Linked DNA regions of Homo sapiens: region 1 is linked to region 2. Evidence: chromatin loops called from intact Hi-C (ENCODE). Cell type or tissue: dorsolateral prefrontal cortex. All regions are shown on one strand. Links, peaks and the distances in the headings refer to the core of each region. The heading gives the core; the rest is flanking DNA.

Region 1 (6,941 bases), core at 1,583-5,582, 56 kb after region 2:
ATAAAAAACTTAAGTGAGAGAGAACCTTTATGCAATTACTAATTTATCTCAAAAATTGAAGGACTTGCACAACTGCGAATATACTAAAAACCATTGAATTGTACGTTTTAAATTGGTGAATTGTATGGTATATGAATTATGTCTCAACAAAGCTGTTCCTAAAAAAACTAAAGGCCAAGTGTTATTATTATACACATTATCAGATCTACTTAGAAGATTTCTTGAGTTCTCAATGGACTCTGCATTAGGCTGTGCTTCTCTGATGGTAAGTACAATCAGTTGGAGAGTCAGGAAGGTGCCAAACTGTTTGTCCTGTTTGTTTTGATATTGTATTTCTTTAGGCTAGCAAACTTATGGCATCTTACTAAAATTATGGCATCTTATTTTATGCAAGGAAACAGCAGCACCTTGCTTAAATCTGTTTTGGTATACTAGGTAGGTTCAGATACCTGTTCCCAGTGCCAGATTTTACTTCTGTGGTTTGTCAAAGCATGAATGCCTACTTTGTTGGATGTAATCTTGAATCACAAAGTGTACTTGGTTTAGATAAGAGAGATACTTTGAAGGAGAACTGGAAAAAAAGTTTCTACTGGACATATGAAACACGATTTACTCACCTTAATCAGTGTGTAAGACCCAACCAGAACATTTTTGTAATTGAGAGCATTTTTTCTTCATATGGATTCTAACATATAATTCAAAATAATTAATGGTCATTTCTTTGATTAAATTGCTATTTAGGGTAGGGAGTGGTTTTAAATTTTATATTTTGTTTGCTTAAGAGGGCTGGTGTGAAGGCTTGACATCTCCCCGCCTATCCTCCACCACACACACACACACACACACACGGAGAGAGAGAGAGAGAAACAGAGAAAAGTGGTGGTTTGTCTCTTGTGTTGCTGTGGGGTTTTGTTGTGTTTTCGTTTTGAACAATTTTCTAAAGGTCTGTTTTTCCCCATTAGGTGCGGGAGATGTTAAAGATGAGGGACTCCAATGGGGCCCGCATGTTGACCTTGATAACAGAGCAATTCATGGCTGACCCTCGCCTGTCACTTTGGCGGCAACAAGGCACTGCAATGACTGACAAATACAGGCAGCTCTGGGATGAGCTGGGTAAGCATGTTTCCTCACAAATTACCATTGATTTGCATATGGATAAATACCATAGTCAGATGTTTCAAGAACATGGTCGTAGTATTGCTGAAGAGAGAGCTGCTCATGCATGGAACGTGTTGCCAATATATAGGTTAGAAGCATAGGAGGATTTAGAACTTGGGCTGGCATTTACAGAAAACAACCTTAGCAGGGTTTTGGGGGAATTGCCTGATCTTGAGGAAAGTTAAGTGCAGGAATCTCCCTTTAAGTATTTGGAAAAAAAAAAGCTGTATTATTTTTAAATAGCAGTTTTATATTGTAGAGCTGATTACTTATTTCTAGATTAATATTGTAATTGATTCAGCTAAAATTTAGAGTCTTTCTTCCCCCTTCTCCCCACACTGGAATTATTAAAATTAGTTGGATATTCATTTTATTTTTGGCTGCTATAGATTTAAATGAACTGTCGATCCTCAGAATGGAAAAATACAGCAAATTCTAATATTTATTGCTTCCTAAATTCCTGGTGGTTAAAGATACAAATATAGCAAGTGTTCAAAAAAATGAGAAATCCACTAGTCATGTTCATTAAAAGAATACTGGGAATTTTATTTGGATGAGTCTTGGTACCCAATGTTCATCGCTAGGGAAATAATGAATGATGTATTTATTATCTTGTCTTTTTATTAAGAAATCTATAAGTGACACCTGAAATTTTGACAAATATATCAGTACCTGTATTAATTTTATGAGAAGTAATGTTGTCTATATTTACTAGAAGATCCTAGTCTTAGTGAAATTTTTCTTGGCTAATGATGGACCACATCATGCTGATTGATCCCAGGTGTAGTCTAAACCAAACGATGCTGTTGTCCGTGAAGATACCAAATGACCATGACTGGAAGGGGTATTTGAGATTAGCCGTTTTACAAATAAGGAAACAAGTCCCGAGAGGTTAGGAGACTTCCACAACATGACACTGTGTAATCTAGGGTTATGCAGCAAGTTGGTAAAGGATGTGATATCAGTATTTTCTTTTTCCTATTAATAGGATATACGTTCAGAAGTTGGCTGTGGACAAGTTTGCTACTTGTGAACTATTAGATATTTGTTGACTTTTTCCCTGGCAATTTTCTTAAGTATCTTGTAATAACTTAATCTTGCTGCTTTCTGTGAGTCTCCTGAAATAATGGTAGTGCCCTTCCCCCTAATCAAAATGTAAATCAATCTGTAACTACAATAGATAGTTTCGATGTATTAGAATGATGTTTGGGGGGCACAGTGTGGTGGTTAAATAACACAAGTATAATGCATGGTTTAAATAAGTATTTTCATAAAATCCTAAATGTTTTACTTTTTAAGTAAACCTTTTTCAATTTTGTAACTCTAGTATAGACTTGATTGGTTAGATGCTTTATAAAGTAAAAAGGATTAGCATTAAGAAAACTATAATGAAGGGGATCATTTAAGGAAAAATTATTGAATTAATATTAAATGAATGCAATTTAAAGAGCTTTGGTACTTAGAGAGACTTAGAATTACAAACGACTGTTTAGGAAGAAAATACCAACTAAATTTTTTGGTTACCAAAAAGGGTACTGGTGGTACATACAGTCAAATAAAATTTGCAGTGTTCACATTTAATTCATGGTCAAATGTCACTTTTCCAAGTGGGTTTTGAAAATTACGTACCTTAACCCTCAATCAGAAATATAAATTTTTATTAGGTGGAAGTTTCCACCAGCTGATTCTAGTTATGCCCTCTTATGGACTACTTTCTAATTAAGGACCAGGCTTTATACAAATTCTTTGATTTCAGTCCAGCGTAAAGACCACAACTTCTCGTCCTGTGTGCCCCCCACCCACTGCCCAATCATTACTAGACTGCTAGAAATTCTCCTATGTACTCTGATGGCAAGCAGAGGTCACTTGCCATTTTAATGGGGTCTAAGTTCTGTGAAGAATCTCACGTAGAAGTAACAGTAAGTAGCACATCTTAATATTCATTCACCAAAAAATTAACTGAAAGTTGCTTCTGGACTACAAAAGGAAAGGCTTTTCTTCTTAATAAAATGGGGGAATTTGACTTTGTGCCCCTACACAGGGCTCACATTGCTTCAAGGCTCTGCTTTGGAATTAAATGCTGAGCACTGCCAGATGCCAGACATTGAGAAGAGGCTGAGTTTTGTCGGCAAATGGGATCTGCAAGTTAATTGGTGTTTTCTGCAGGCTTCTGGCTGTGAAATGAAATTGGAAGCCCTTTAGCCACATGGATAATACAGGACCTGAATACAAATGTCACATGTCACCATCAGGACCCACTGTGAGACAATAGTGTTCCCACTCCAACACCGCGCCATTACAGATCATTTAAATATGGGGATTACATTTAAACTAAAAGCCCCATTTGCCTTTTACTGCAATTTAAATGTCCTCTTAGCAAAAGCTAAGTGACAAATTAAATGAAAAAAATGCCCACATTTTTAAAGTTGTAATGCAAAACAACCTTTTATTGCTTCTCATGTGCCACGAATGAATCATTATACTTGTCAACCCTAAACCAAGCCATAATTGGAGCAGCTACTGTTATCAAAGTGGGGCCGCTCTGTGACAGCTTAATAAAGCTGAAACTGTTAAATTAAATCTCAGATGCTTAACTCCTTAGCACTGGTGGATTCGTTGGGTCCATTTCTGGCAGTGACCAGTACACCAGGAAAAAAAAAAAAAAAAAAGATTCCTGGCATGAAAGCCCTAATCTGATGAAAGTGTACAAGCGAGAGTATGCTAGCCAAGTAACTCTGCTTCTTGGCAGATGGATTTGGAGCCATCAGATTGTCAGCCAGAAGATTACAAAATCTTTTTCATATGGCCCAGTGTCCCCCTCCCCAAGATTTACAATTTCCTGCTTACATGTGATCTATGAAAATTTAAATGTTGATGTTTCAAAATTAATTGTAAAAGTAACATTTATTTTAACTTTTTCTTTCTTTCAAGTGAATATATGAAAACTTATTTGTGGTAGCCACAGGCCCAATTTCTTCCCCCCATGCTCCAGCTAACAAAGGGACTGATTATTCTGTTTTTCTTTTCTAATATAAGTGCCTATGACATTCATTTGGTATGAGTTAACTTTTGTGATTTACTCCCTGATTTTCATAATGTAGTATGAAATAGGTACAGATGCATAGTCTTAAGATCCTGTTTATTGCATCTCATTTACAGATACATTTATCTTATACATGAGTCAGTTTTTCAAATATTAATTTTACTTTCTCTACATGGTGTTTATTTTCCCAAACATACACCAGTGTTCTCAAGATGAGTAATGTTGTATCATAATCAGCTATAAGAAAAGGTATATATTAAAATAGAAAGCCCCATTGCAATGGTAGAGGTTGTACGTTTGATAGAAGCTACATATTTAGTAGAATCTATAGAACACACACCTCTTGAATTACATTCTTTATTCTGTGACATGCAAATTTTCTGGAAAGCAGATCACAGAAATAACCTCTGGATTTCCAAGAACAACCCAGTGCTGATTGGGGGTGAGCACACCTATTGTTAGCTGTAATGGCTGTCTGTTCAGCACACTTAATTACTGTGGGGGTCTAGGGATGAGGGGATACACTGTAACCTCGCATCTGTGTTGATGGCTCTCTTTTCTTAAATGTATTCCTAGACTGCAATTTTACTTTGCTTCATAAAACTATAGGTTGTGGCTGCCAGTCTATTAAAACCTAAATAAAATGATGTCATTAGAGGAAACAGTTAAATAACACTTAATTACAGTTTTATCACAGGGAAATATTCTTAAATTTTTATCTTCAACTGTTACATAATATGTTTTTCCCCAAGTTTTAAACACTTAACTTTCTCTCGGAGCTGAGTCACGCGCTTTGCTTTCTAGCATATAAATCCTGTTTCTTAGGGAGCGGGTGGGCTGCCATTGCAAGAGCCTTGCTGCACTGAGCTTTGCTCATTCAGTTCACAAGAACAAGGTGGCATGTCTCAGAGTTCTTTTCACGGCTTCTCATCTGGAGACCTAATTCTGTGTGAACAGAAATAGCCAGAGTTAGATTGTTTTTCTAGTTTGAATTTCATTGTATGATTAGTTTGACCACTAGTTATTAAGCAACAGCTATAATGTTCCTTGGTAGGGTGCTAGATAGATTGAGTGGTATACAGATTCAGGACACTTAGAATTAGAGTAAATCTAACTATGTTTGGCAGTAGAGAACACAGCCTACCCTTTGAGACTATATTTTTTGAATTAACCTGCTCCATGGACCCAAATGCTGTTCCATCTTCCATCCCAGACTCAAATAGTGATTTTTCTGTAACCACCTACATTATTCTTGAATAAGGAGAAAAACATATGCTTAAGTCACACATTCAAAATGATACTTTTAAGTAATTTAGGACAATCTCTGTGTACCAGAAGTAAGATTCTAAAGGCTCTGCTTTACTCTGCTTTATAGGTAATTGTGGAGAAATTTCTGGGGAATGCTGTCTTACATCTTTGAAAGCAGTAGGCTTAATAACTGCCCCCACCAACACCCCCATCCCTGTTTTGAGCTTCTTACTTTAGTTGAGTTATTCAAACTAACTCAAGCTTGCCACATTTTATAGTTGATGGTGGTTAATTAATGGCTAAGGAGCAACTGCTTCTTTTTGAGAACTGGAAAGCTTACCAAAATGGTTCCCCATATACATAGTTACCTCTTTGCTAGTACCATGAAGAAAAAGCAATTCCAAGAGTTCCCTTGCAGCAAAAAGATGTCGGTACACACTTGGTAACTTCCAAATAGCTGGAAGTATAGAGCGTAATTCTAATGAACCACATATCAGGATTGCTTGTCATCTACCTGTTTGTCTTCCCTGGGCATAAGGAGAGGACAGCTTTCCCACAACATAACACTGTCAGTGCTGTGTTGTTAACCTTCTTTCCAGAAGTCTTATTGTGGTCTCTCTATCAGTGTGTATGAAGCACTTGCTATGTCTAGAGGAACAGATGTATTAGATATTTGATTTTGGGGTAGGTGATAGTACCAGTAGCAAGGAGGGGGTAGAGAGATGAAACATTAGGAGATGTGATAAATAAGAACAGCCAAGAATGGATGAAGGAGAACTTTGATAGAGTAATTTCATTACAAATTAGTACAAAGGTTTATAGAAACCAAATTTAATATGGTTTTATAAGATGTTTATGGAGGTGTGTTGCAGGGAAGAAGCAGTGTGAATACTCCAGAAAAAAGAAACAACTTGAACAAAGACAGCAGTGGGCTCAGTGGAGGAGAGTAGAGAGCCTTCAAACTCATTATCAAAACTGTTGAGATTTTCAATCCAACCTTGCTGTTCTGTATTGTTGCTTAAAAGCGGAGAAGAGGGAGATGGTAGACAGGTATCATAAAACCTGGATTTTTGCTTTATTTCTCATTTTGGTCTAGCTCCTAATGATAACATAGTTGCCAACATTTATTTGTCAGGAACTGTGCTAAGCACTTAATGCATGTGTTGTTTTATTTAATCCCTGAAACAATCCTGTGAAATAGGTCCAATTATTTGCCCTCATTTTACAGCCAATAATACTGAGGTTTAAGGAGGCTTGATAACTTGCCCGAGGTCACAGTAGCAAAGCAGGAATTTAATCCCAGGTGTCAGTGACTTCAAAAACATAACCACCAGTCTAGACAATGTCCTCAGCTTTATTATTATTATTATTATTATTATTATCATTATCATTATTATTTTGAGACAGAGTCGCTGTGTCGCCTAGGCTGGAGTTCAGTAGTGCGATCACGGCTCACCACAATCTCTGCCTCCCAGGTTCCAGTAATTCTCCT
Region 2 (6,941 bases), core at 1,923-5,922:
TCAAGGCACACACGTTCCCAATTAGCTGGTGTAAAGTCACACTAAAACCAAGCAAAAAGGGTTCTGCAACATAAGGGAAAGGGAAGTGGAGGCACTAAGATTGCTTCGGCAGCCAAAGGATTCCTTGGGAACTTGTAAAAGGTAGAGTGGGGTGGGTGACAATGAACATGTACTTGTGGGTTTGTTTTCTGGGAATAGTGGAACCTAAACTTCTACATCTGAAAGGAAAATAGATTAACCTTTTTAAAGTTTATTACTGAATTTTTAGGCCTCGTGTTTTGGACATGTGAGTACAAGCCAGTGGTACAGTGCCAGTCATTTACTGCGGGCACCTGAGATTGCTACTGATCTACATCACATCAGCAAGCCAATAGTTGGCATTAGACTATGTAAAAAAACAAAATCCAGGCCGGGTGCGGTGGCTCACGCCTGTAGTCCTAGCACTTTGGGAAGCTGAGGTGGGCAGATTGCTTGAGCCCAGGACTTCAAGACCAGCCTGCGCAACATGGCAAAACCTGGTCTCTATAAAAAATACAAAAATTAGCTGAGCATGGTAGCGTGTGCCTTGGTCCCAGCTGCTTGAGAGGCTGAGGTGGGAGCTTGAGCCTGGGAGGTTGAGGCTGCAGTAAGCTGTGATCATGCCACTGCACTCTTGTCTGGTTGACAGAACCAGACCCTTTCTCCAAAAAAAAAAAAAAAAAAAAAAGAAATCCACTAGTTGACTCCTAGAACCATGAGTGTTCACTAACAAATGTAGATTTATAAAGCCAGAATAATCTTATTTATCTGAATGTCATTAATTACAGCAATAGTAACTATGGTTAGTAACTTACTAACTATAGTAAAGCAGTTCAAACTATTGTGCCAATATGACATTTTTAATTTTCTTAATTGTTTATTGTTAATCTAGTATCACTTAGGTTTGATTAGTGTAATATTGCCATTCAGGGTGTTCTTAAATACTGAACACTCTCAGTTTCCTGCTGAGTATGAAGGTTCATGAACAAAATCAATTATAATTTATATTATGAGGACCATATAACTTAAAGCTGGCTTAGCATATTATTTCTTTGCTATACATCCTATTCAGCTACACCTTCCCCCCATTCAGTAGCTCATTCAGTAACAAATATTGTCAGAGTTTACAGAAAAAAATTACATCTTTAATATGGAATGAATTGCTGATGAAAGATAGTCATGTTCGAAATATGACATTTAACATAAGTGTACAGATTTCCCAGTAAAAGAACAATTCCAGTATTATGGATTTACTAGCAGCTGTTGAAAATTTAACACCTCTTCTGCTTTCTTCCCCCACCTCATGACAACCTAATGTAAAACTATATTCAGGAGTAAGGAATCTAGAATATAAAGTAAATTGTATTAGTAATTGCAGGTCAGAAACTTATATTTAGTTATCAGACTCTGAGTCATGAGTTTTAGTATTCTGTGTGCTGTTCATGTGTGCCTTCTGTTACAGACAACACCAGGGAAGAGACCTAATAAAAAGTCTCATGTTCTTCAAAGAGAATAATTGAGAATAATGCTACTTAAGAGCACGTAATATCAGAGCAAACAGGCAATGAACAACATATAATTCTGTATATTATGCAGAGATATTAAATATACATATTAGTAAGGTAGCAGATGCTGTGGTGCTGAAATTGACATGTAAAATAGTACGCTTTCTCTGCAGGGCTCTGTTCCAGCCAGCACTCCTTTACATGTAATGAATAGTTAATTTTAGTCCTATGGTCCATAGGAGACTGATGGGGGACTGTGAGGAGGAAAGCATTCCAACTCCAAGAACAGCAGGTTGTGCTGAGATGTGCTTTTTAATGGAGAAACATTTTATAACTCTTGGGGGTAAATTTATAAAGACGGTTGTGCATGTGTTTTTGTATTTAAATTAAGGAATTATTAATACAGTTAGACAGCCAGGAGTCTGGCAGCTATATTGCAAAAGGGAAAAGCAGAATTTGTTGACTGGACTGAGCTCAGGAATATCTTGCACTTTTAAGAAAATTCCTATTAAACCTATCCTTTGTCCAAATGGAGCAATTCATCAGAAACAGACATTTGAGAATGTGTTTAGGTAGTTGAAATTTCAGGCTGACTTTTTAAAACTAACCTTTGGCTATATATAGGAAAAGGCAAATGACTTTTATTTTTCTGCCTCACATGGAAGTTCCCTTGCCATTTGAGATTTCCCTATGTTCATAATTCATTAATCCCATCTATCCAGGCAATATCTGGTGAGCATCTGTTATGTACCATTATGTTCTGGGAGCCAAAAATGAATAAAATCAATCTACACCCTCAAGCAGTTTGTAGTCTGCTGGAATGACAGACTTAAAAATGCTTATAACTAAAATATTTTATGTGCAGGACTAGGGTTTTTAAGCTAAAAGGCTGCTTTTTAAATTGTGAAATATAAAGTACATGTAGAACAATGCATAAAACATGTCAACAGTTAAACAGATAGTTATGGGATTATACTTTGTGTATTTTTATGTTTGCTTCTTTTATTCAACATTCTGTGGTTCATCTGTGTTGCTTGTAGCATCATCATTACTGTAGCATACTTTATTTGTTCTACTGTTGGTGGACATTACTGTTGCTTCCAGTTTTTGGCTATCATTAACAATGATGCTAAGAGTGTTCTTGATTATTTGTCTTGGTATGTTTGTGCACGCACCAATAATATATATCTAGGAATGGAATCGTTGGGTCATAGAGAATATACGTAGCTTTTAAGTTTACTAGATAAGTGATTTTCCAATTTAAAAAGACCTTTGAAACGTTTTTCTACATTGGTGGTTTTTAAAGTTATCTATTTTCTCATGGAATTTGGTTTTCTCATGAGAATAAGGTAGGAATGGTTGTATGTTGCTAATATGTAGTTCAAGTGCCCTTTCTACCTAATCTGGATTGCCAGGAATATGCTTGAAATGCCAAATCATGACTTAGTATTTTACTGTGGTAATTGGAGTAGTCTTTGACACATCAGGAAGTATGGGAATATGGGAAAGATCTTTGAGAGTGGAAACTATACCACAGTTTTGTTTAGTGCTAGGTAGGAAAGGTGAAAAAAAAAGCGCGAGAGTATATTAAGTATACAAAAAGCTTAGTGGTTTTAAAATGTTAAGCTCACATTTGGAAGTGTAATTCTATTTTAATCTCTTTCCTAATGGAGGAAGAAAGATGACTGATGTGGTAGGGTAATCTTGTTTGAAAAATTGACAACTCTGGCATACGGCCCAGATCTCTTTTCAGATTTTGTGTGAAAAAGAAAAATGGCAGCCTCTTAGTGCTATTCATTGGTGTAAAAAAAAAAAAAAAAAAAAAAGATATGGTTGAACCTAAGGGTGAAGTGCTAACTCTTCATATAGTAGGAGAGTAGATTAAAAGAGTTAGTGGATATTTCACATAATCAATGTCTCTTACCTTCCCAGACAGGAGAAAGAATGTCATGAGTATTAAAATAATTAGCAGAGCATTAAAGATACCAGGGACATTTAACTTACTTCTTGGCCTCCAAATTCATAAGAAATATGAAGGGTTAAATAAACCTTGCTTTTAAAAATACCTTTTCCCCACAGGTCTATGTGAGAACTGAATTTACAGGGTGCTTGGAGTTTCCTTTTGCTATTCAAAACATGTTAGAGCATGAATGTTTGGGGCGTTCAGGCCCTAAGCTATGTTGGTTGAGTGAAAGGGGAATTTTCTGTTCTATTCAACCAATTCAGGGAACATTTAATGCGTGCCAGCCATGTGCCTGGTCCTGGTAGGTACTGGGGACACAAAGATGAATAAAACAGCTTACAGTCCACTGGAACAGACAGGCATATAAACAATTCACTATAGTGTTGTGTGCTAAGGGCTATAATAGCGATCTGCAGAAAGTACTTTGGTCCACAAAAGAGACAACAAATACTTTTTTGTGTGTGGGGCTGATGAGGTTCTAGGTAACAGTGGCCTTTCGCTGTGTTGAGAAACAAACTTGAAATAGATCATACAGGTAACTAGGGACTTACAGAGAGAGGAGAAGGGGCATATTTGGCAGAGGAAATTGCATGAGCTAAGAGATTTATATTGTTCATCTAGATTAGAGATAATCTACATGAGATTATATTATGTATAAAAATTAAAATCTCCGGCAGTTTAGGCAGTGGGTCAAAGTTCGAAGTTGATAGACTTGATAGCTTTTCCTTTTTTTCTCTCAGCCAAGGATTGGTAATTAGGCAGACTCAACTTGAGCCTGTCCTGGATGTGAGGATAGCTTTATGGTTAGTCTCCGGCCAGTTCATCTCCCTTCCTTTAGAGCTACTTATTAAATGCTTAAATATAAATCATCTGTGTTTAGGAGTGATAAGGAAGAGCTTAATAAGCTCAATCTTTGCCTTATAGGGTGGTGGTTTTCAATCCTCCCCCTATATATTAAGCACAATTGCAAAAAATAAATGTATACATTTGAATATTACTATCAGAAATAAAATAATGGTGGACATAACCTTAAAAATTATCTAGTCTGTCTCCTGCATTCCTATATGTAGGAAATTAAGGCTTAATTGGTTAAATGACACAGCCCATCTTGTAGCCTAGGGCCAGGTACGGATGCGGAGTGTGCAAGGGTTCTGTGACTGCCCAGGCTTATTCCTGTAGTTAAGACTCAATTTCTATATGCCCATGGTTTGAGTATATCACAGGTTAGCCTTCTCACATTTACTGCAATTATGGTTTAGCGAACTTATCTGTTTGACTGAGTTAGAGGCAACATGGTATAGCAGAGTCCGATGAACTGCCACCTTACAGTGTTTGGTCTAGGTGCTGCTGCTGTCCACACAGAAAGCCTATCACTGAGACAGTAAGTATTACGAGGGAAGAAGACTTTATTTGGGTGCTGCTACTGAAGAGATAGGAGATCAGTCTCAAGTCCACCTTTCTGATGGACTAAAATTAAGGGTTTATGTAGCAGAGAAGAAATGTAACCATGTGTGGGAAAATAGGAATTAGCGAGGGGTAAGGAAGAGGAGTTGGTCAACAGAAAGCAGGTGGTCAGTTAGCCAATCATGGTGGGTGTGGGGTCTGATGTCTCATTATTCAGATGTGGTGATCTGGTTAAGTTTCAGTTCCTTGAGACTGTTTGGGAGGTCTGATGGTTGGTTTCTTGAGAAAGGAACTCAAGATAAGAAAATTTTAACTTTCTCAAGTTCTAAGACTGGGAGGGTCAATTTCTGTGTTTATTCAAAAGAAACTGTAAACGTCAGTTCTGTGGGACAGTTGGGCCAGTTTCGGTCCCACCCTTTTTATTGATCAATTCATCATTCATAGGGAATCTGTCTTGTCAGTCTTTCTGGCTGCTTCATGCTTAGGAGGGGTGTTTTGGGCAGCTCCATACCATGGATGAGGAATCAAAGTTTAATCTAATACATAGTTTTCTTCTGAAGCACAATCTTTCTCTCTCTAGTCCTTCACTTCTATCAAAGACAGATCACAGCAGGACCAACCTACCTGCAAAATAAGCTTCAGTCCCATATACTTGGCCTGATTAGTCATGTGAAATGCAACAAGAATCATTGTCTACACAGGCTCTCCTAAATTGGCTTTGCTGGAACCTATCACAAGGCCATTTCAGTCAAAGCCCTGGGAATATGACCAGTTCCTCCAACTGTGTCCTGTTGTGAAGGAAAACAGTTTCTCATTGAACTTATGCAAACAACCACATTACAGTGAATTAAGAATATTCACAAATAGTTTATGAATTCTGGAGAAATTAGGCAGAGGGAGAGAAATGTGCCTTAAATTCTATTTATAAGAGTATACTCTACTCCATTGTTTAAGGCTATAAAAAGCTCAAGAAAAAACGTTCTCCAGACTGAACAATCAGCAATGCTTCAAACAAACAAAACCCATTAAAAATTATTTCAGTCTTCCATTAGTTCAGTGCATGCAATCAGCTCCTACTCTGCTTCATACTAGGTTAGCAATCTTTATGAACACACCAGCCTTTCACTTAGTGTCCTGTAAGATTTCTCTCTAGTCCAATGGCACACTCTCCAAAGTTATCAGAAACCTGTATTCAAGAGTCTTTGTCATGAACTCCCCCAAAGAAGCAAGCACTGGACTGTGGCTGATTATAAGCCACTTTTTGAGAAGAAGCAAAGCAAAACAACAATTGTGGATGAGAAAGACCTTTGGAAAGCCATAAATACACAGTTGATAAGGAAATCTGGTTATTTCTGTGGCATACAACAATTTAGCATAATAATCATAATCATTATAACAACCTAAATGAAGACATACCAGAATTTCAGGAATCACATTCAATTCTGGAATACATACTCATAACACACCTATATAAATATAACCCAAAGAAAGTTAAACACCACTTCAGATTTGAAGTCCATCCTGTATAATTCTAACATAACAGATAAGCCTAGTACAGTTCTCTTGAAGTTCAGGGGACCCAATATCCAGAAAAAGTTAGATTGAGGTCAAAATGACTGAATTTAGAACTTGAAATCTTGCCTTTGGAAAAAGTTTGTCAAATGTCAGAGGTTTACACTTGATATCACAAAATAGGATCATTGGTGTCCATAAAATAGTCATTGATTTAGCTAAAATGATAAGAACATTTACTCTTTGACAGGTAGGAGACTCAGTTTCCCAAGCAATAAGATGTAATGAAGACAGCATGAGGCCAACCACATCTGCCTCTCCTTCCTACATTTTTTCCCTGCAGTTTACTTGAAAAGTAAACAAAAATCTTTTATTATCATTACATAAAAATTTTATTTGAAAGAGAAAACCAATTTTACCTTTGCATGGTACATTATTAATGTTAAAGTTAATTTTAATGAAACATAAATCTAATTTTAATCAGTTTGACTATAAGCTAAGACTTTTTAAAAAATTTTATTATTATTATACTTTAAGTT

What was found. A loop is a pair of places that touch in the nucleus more often than their neighbours do. Peaks named below come from ENCODE experiments on the same cell type or tissue, not always from the same donor. Only the 100,000 strongest peaks of a DNase experiment are listed, where the experiment ranks them.
Region 1: a loop joins it to region 2, with 2.1 times the contacts of the local background. A loop is called at or near these places in 1 of 110 quality-filtered maps.

The regions. Positions count from the first base shown.
Region 1 is chr5:61,493,298-61,500,238 of GRCh38, forward strand. ZSWIM6 (zinc finger SWIM-type containing 6) reads left to right here. Exons shown (of 14, transcript NM_020928.2): 4 at 963-1,113. Among named protein-coding and RNA genes, the nearest start is that of LINC03122, 140 kb to the right of the region's middle. In dorsolateral prefrontal cortex, for the core only: no CTCF peak of the experiment used is centred there; a DNase peak (open chromatin) is centred at 3,293; H3K4me3 peaks cover 332 bases; H3K27ac peaks cover 2,814 bases.
Region 2 is chr5:61,437,034-61,443,974 of GRCh38, forward strand. The region is part of intron 1 of ZSWIM6 (zinc finger SWIM-type containing 6); the gene reads left to right. Among named protein-coding and RNA genes, the nearest start is that of ZSWIM6, 110 kb to the left of the region's middle. In dorsolateral prefrontal cortex, for the core only: no CTCF peak of the experiment used is centred there; a DNase peak (open chromatin) is centred at 3,780; H3K27ac peaks cover 3,340 bases.